2 separate regions of the Homo sapiens genome follow, and region 1 is linked to region 2. The links are chromatin contacts, found by Hi-C or POLR2A ChIA-PET in ENCODE. All regions are on one chromosome and are shown on one strand. The core of a region is the stretch at or near the end of the contact, and the rest is flanking DNA. Distances in the headings are between cores, read along the strand shown.

Evidence for each region. Hi-C counts contacts between places; a loop is a spot of excess contacts on that map. ChIA-PET counts read pairs that join two places held with the same protein, here RNA polymerase II (POLR2A). Pooled maps may share reads with other maps.
Region 1: a map of left cardiac atrium shows a loop between it and region 2 (2.2-fold over the local background). The contact joins two enhancer-like sites. A Hi-C loop is called at or near these places in 5 of 168 maps with a recorded cell type or tissue (CD14-positive monocyte, Caco-2, heart right ventricle and 2 more) and 1 of 50 pooled maps. POLR2A ChIA-PET finds 5 or more read pairs at or near these places in 8 of 52 experiments (A549, AG04449, BJ and 5 more).

The regions. Positions count from the first base shown.
Region 1 is chr17:37,715,972-37,718,671 of GRCh38, reverse strand. The region is part of intron 4 of HNF1B (HNF1 homeobox B); the gene reads left to right. LOC105371754 (a long non-coding RNA gene) reads right to left here. Exons shown (of 3, transcript XR_001752875.2): 2 at 1,186-1,272. Among named protein-coding and RNA genes, the nearest start is that of HNF1B, 28 kb to the left of the region's middle. Within about 2 kb of position 1,396, at least 7 of the 41 ENCODE cell types and tissues checked have a DNase peak (open chromatin) inside an H3K27ac peak, as active enhancers do.
Region 2 is chr17:37,670,613-37,673,312 of GRCh38, reverse strand. No RefSeq gene overlaps it. Among named protein-coding and RNA genes, the nearest start is that of DDX52, 29 kb to the right of the region's middle. Within about 2 kb of position 1,317, at least 4 of the 41 ENCODE cell types and tissues checked have a DNase peak (open chromatin) inside an H3K27ac peak, as active enhancers do.

The DNA of each region.
Region 1 (2,700 bases), core at 147-2,646, 45 kb before region 2:
GATCATTTCAAGCTATTAGTGGGTCGTGATGGGGAGGCTCTACATATCTGGAGCCCATTTGGGGCTTAGGAGGAAGAGGGAGAAGGGTCAGCTTTGGAATACCACGGACTTGCTGGGAGACCCCCTAGCAAGGAGCGGTGCAAACAACCTTGTCCTCTCTGAACCTCAGTTTTCCACTCTGTCAAATGGGTGCTTGTGACACATTGAGAAGCAGATGGGTGTAACATACTCTCAGATGTGAGGACTGCCCAAGTTATCAAGTGCCAGGCTGGTTCCTTTTACCTACAGCAGCAATCTTCAGGCTGAAGTATTCATTGCAAACTGCCTGATGTTTGCCTGCAGAAACTGCCACTCTAGTAAGGATGAGGCGTGGTGGCCCAGGTAGACCTTGTGGGGGAGGACACACAGAGTTTCTGTTGGTCTTCTACCTCCCCACATGTGCAATTTTTTCAAGTGCACCATGCATGTTAGCTTCTGTTCTCAGCCAAGGTGCTTTTGATGAAAGATTTTTTTTTCTTTTCTTGGTTACATTTGCTTTGATTTTTTTTTTAAATAAGAAAACCAGTTTGTGGGCTTCCCTTAAGTATCACTCAACTTTTACTCCTTGAGTCAAGAATGTTTACTGTCCCTGCAGGCCTGTCTGTATTTCTCCTCTTATGAATTGAGCTCCTAACTAAGCCATGTTAGGTAGAAAGGGATCCGGAATTGAAACCAGCCCAGCATTTAAATTGCTTTCATCTTGCATCAGCTTTTTCTTCCACATTTGCAGATTTTTAATCTTCTAAACTCTTTGCAAACATGAATCTGTATCCTCTCAGAGGAGGAAATATTAATAAGAACTAGCAAAAGTCCAGTGCTACAAACAAGGAAACTGAGGCAGCAATGCTAACTCATTCGAAAGCTTTCATTTCTGGAGTTCTCAATTTCAAGCCAGGGAATTGTTCACATTCTTTTCTTCCAAATGGGCCTCTCAGAAGTTCACCAGACAGAATCATTTGTCTCTCTGCCTCTGTCCTTAAGAAAAGTAAAGTGTTTAGGGAGAAGGTAGAGTTATCAGGACACAGTACTGGGTCCATCAAGCCTGGCCCAGTCTCTCCCTGTCATCTCCCCAACATAATGATTTGGCTTCATAGAAAAGATGGCTGTGTCTACTCATAATTTATGAACAATGAACATAGTTATTACCTTTTGGAAGAGCTTTCTCCTTCGCATGCTCTCTCCTGCCTGAGTTTAAATTCCCAGTTTCTAGACCCAACAGGGCTGGGCTGCACTCTGCATGAGGTTAGAAACACAGGGGAAGAATGTGTGTGACAGAGCCCCAGCCAGTTGAGTAATGTTTACTCTGTTGGTGGCTGGGACGCTCACTTACGCTGGCAGAGGTCCACCAGCCAGAGGAACATTCCTGCATTATCAGGGATGGGAGGTTGGCTCTGAAATGTCAAGGGTGAAAGGCATCCCACCAGATTCTGGGTGCAGCTCATAGACTTCAGTGAAAGGAACCCCCAGGTTTCAGTGCCAAAAGCCACATCGTGGGCAAGCTGAGCCCCACATTGCCCAGGAATCCCCACTTTCCTCATTTCTTCTTACTAAAAGAACAATTCTGGTCCTGTTTTCTTTGTTGACATTGCTCTTCTGTTTACCCAGCAGAACCAGTGCATCTCTGACATTATTTTATTCATTCATTATTCTGGCTTGTGAAGAAGGAATATCTGTGTGCCCCTTTCACAGACAAAAATGCCAAGGCTCAAAAGTTAACTGACCCAGAATCATCAGAGAGTTATGGCAGAGAGAGAGAGAGAGAGAGAGAGAGAGAGAGAGAGAGAGAGAGATTGTTAAAGTGTCTAGAGGCTGGTGCCCAGTTGATCTCTGGAATCATGGAATTCCATGATTTTTTGAAGCTCTTAGAGCTGAATTAAATCGCCAGGGGCTCTATGAGCTGTAGCTCTAAGGCCCTGAAGCACAGGTTTCTGCAAAGTCTCTGGTGAATGGCACCCTGAGCAGCTCCTCTCTGGGGTCCTCCTGCAAGGCAGTCATGTTTGTCTTTGAACACACAGGCGCAGTAGGGTCTATATAACCTGACATATGCAGCCTAAAAATCACCAGAGTTTGCTAAGCCATGTGATAAGAACCACAGGGCTTACGGGAAAAACAGGATTAAAAACACAACACTTGAGGCCGGGCGCAGTGGCTCATGCCTTCAATCCCAGCACTTTGGGAGGCTGAGGCGGGCGGATCACTTGAGGTCAGGAGTTTGAGACCAGCCTGGCCAACACGGTGAAACTCTGTCTCTACCAAAAATACAAAAATTTAGCTGAGCGTGGTGGTGGGCGCCTGTAGTTCCAGCTACTCAGGAGGCTGAGGCAGGAGAATCACTTGAGCCCGGGAGGCGAAGGTTGCCGTGAGCCGAGATTACGCCACTGTACTCCAGACTAGGTGACAGAATGAGACTCTGTCTCTGAAATAAACTTTTTTAAAAAGCACAACACTTGAAAACTTCCTCAGCGACACATTTTGTTTGTTTTGAGATGGAGTCTTGTTCTGGTCACCCAGGCTGGAGTGCAGTGGCACGATCTCAGCTCACTGCAACCTCTGCCTCCCAGGTTCAAGCAATTCTCCTGCCTTAGCTTCCTGAGTAGTGGGGATTACACCACTATGCCTAGCTAATGCGCGTACCACCATACCCAGCTAATTTTTGTATGT
Region 2 (2,700 bases), core at 68-2,567:
CTGGGACTACAGGCGCCCGCCACCACACCCAGCTAATTTTTTGTATTTTTAGTAGAGACGGGGTTTCACCGTGTTAGCCAGGATGGTCTCAATCTCCTGACCTCGTGATCCACCTGCCTTGGCCTCCCAAAGTGCTGGGATTACAGGCGTGAGCCACCATGCGCAGCCTAAACATACTTTTAAGACAAAACATGGGGCTTCGAAGAAAGTTTCTGTGTGCAGTGATCTAAAACCCCATGCCCCTTGTGAAGTGTGAATTCACTCTCTGCCACTAATGGTACTTCACATGAAAAGCTTCAAAAGCGCTGACTGCAAACAGCCACACAGAAAACACCACCCATGGACACTGCACCACACTGCCCACACATACACTGCTAGGCCCCCACTCCACACAGTAAAGGTCCCCTCCATGAGACAATGGCATTGGGATGCAACAGCCTCTCATATCATGTGGGCTGACTCTCAGTCCTCAAGAGATCAACTGGTTGTCCTTCTTCCCACAGGTTCTCAGAGATATCAGTCCCTGTCTGAAAGGAGGAGCTACACCCACGATGTTAATTTCTCTATTCCCACTGTCCAGCATGCTTGGCACAGATGAGGCATTCAATTAATGTGTGTTGGGATGAACTGAACTCCAGACAGATGCCTGGACCTCCTCGTTCCTTCCTCCTGAGGGTGGAGGCAGCTGTGGCCTCAAATCCACAGGCAGCCTAAACCAAATGGTATGGGGCAGAGCTAACAAGTACAGCTCCAGCTAGGGCCCAGTGGGGGCCAGTTTCACTTCTTTTCTTCCCAGAGCTAAAGGGCTGAAAAATCCATTCCAAGTGAAGATACTAGAAATTACTTTTATTCCCATTGTTGAGAGGAGGATACAAGTCACAAAGGAAAAGGCTCCACATGCTGTTAGTTGGCAAGTTATCACCTCCACTCTGGAATGTACCAAGACCAATGGTGAGTAGGTATCTGAGTCTCTGGCATCTGTGGTAAGTTCACTCTGGGCAAACTTTCCCAAGACCCTAGGCCTCTGGTTGTCAAAGCAGCTTCCTGGGGTCCCCAGATCCAGCTCTTCCTCTGACCTCTAGGGAAGTGAAGCTTCAGTGGGTCTCCCCGACTCCAGCATAAGCCCCTGAGAGTGGGAATGGTGTCCAATTAATCTTTGTATCCCTACTGCTTAGCAGGTTCGCTGCACATAAGATACCCTGAAGAAATATGTGCTGGTAATGATGACACCATTCACCTAGTCATTTAACAAATATTTATGTTCTGTGCAGTCTTTTGGGCCTAGGAATTCAATGATGAATCAGAAACAGTGTCTTCCCTTAAGGGGCCCATAGCTTAGTAGGGAAGGCTAACAACTGCCAACTGCAATATGGTGTAAACACAATGACAGAGGCCTGTACAGAATAAAGAGGCAGCACAAGGGCCCTCCAGCCAGTGCAGGTGCTGCCTGCTCTCTAGTTGGTGGACTCAGAAGCTTCAAGTGGGGACTTTTAAAGCCATTGAGGTGGGCTCAGTCTCCTGTAGCTGAAGTCATGGGAGGGTGGGGGAGAGGGAGGGTCATGTTCGAAGGTGGGCTTTCACAGTCACAGGAATGCCCAGCGTGGGCGGGCCAGAGGGTGACCTTCTCATCACCCTGTAGGAAAGTGAGGCCCAGCTAACACCTGTTGGAACAGGTAACTCCCATTTGCCCATTGTCCTGTGTTTGCAGAGGAGGAGCAGGGAACTCCTCAGGGAGTAAGAGGGACTGGGTCACAACCAGGTGAGCCTCCTTTTGGCACCACAAGCATTAGCACAGAGATAGGGCGGCCGCCCTGGGCAGGATTTATAACTCCAGATTTCAAGGTCTTATCATAAACAAGCTCTTTCTGAATTGCAACATGTCAGGGGCAGGGGGAGCAGGCAGACAGACAGACTAGAGAGCGGTGTTGGGGGTGGGGGGCATTAGAATGTGGCTGATAGGGAAATTGTGGGGGAGAGATGGAGCTATTCATGGCTAATATTGTATGGGACATGGAACTGGTTAATAATAATGCTTTGCTTCTTATCCCATTCCCATGGCCCAACCCTGAAAGGTAATAAAACATGATTTGGAACATAGTGAAATCCTGGGGCAAGGCAAGCCCAGAGAGGCGAGCATTGTTTTACGCAGGCTCCTGCTCTCTAGAACTTTCTTCCCCACTCCATGGATTCCTCATCAGTGCATTTTATTGAGTGTGAGTAGGGGGTGGGTGGGGAATGTCTCTGGTCATTACCTAAGGCTTCTGAGCTGTCGCTGGGAAATGGCAAATTGCCCACTCATGCTGCTTTGGTGGGGAGAAGGGGTGAAGCATGGGGCAGGAGTTGGGGAGGCACCTGGCAGAGGCGTGATTGGGGACCTCAGGGCAAAGTGGAGAGACCTGCTGTGGCCCCTTAAGGCACCAGTGCTGCCTCTGGATGCCTCTTTCTCTCTTCAAGTCTTCCCTTGACTTTCATTCTCACCGGATGCCACCTGAATAAAGACAATGACCAAGGGAAGCAGCCTGCTCTCCAACTGGCCCTGGAACACACTCCTGTAAACTACCTTGAAGGGAGGGGGACTAGGTGTCCCCTTCACTACAGGCCTGTCACTAGCCCTTCTGGACTTGGGCCTGGTTTTCCTTCTGTTCAGACCAGGTGGGATGGCAGGCTCAGCAGGGGCTGAAAGATGTCCCTCGGAGGACC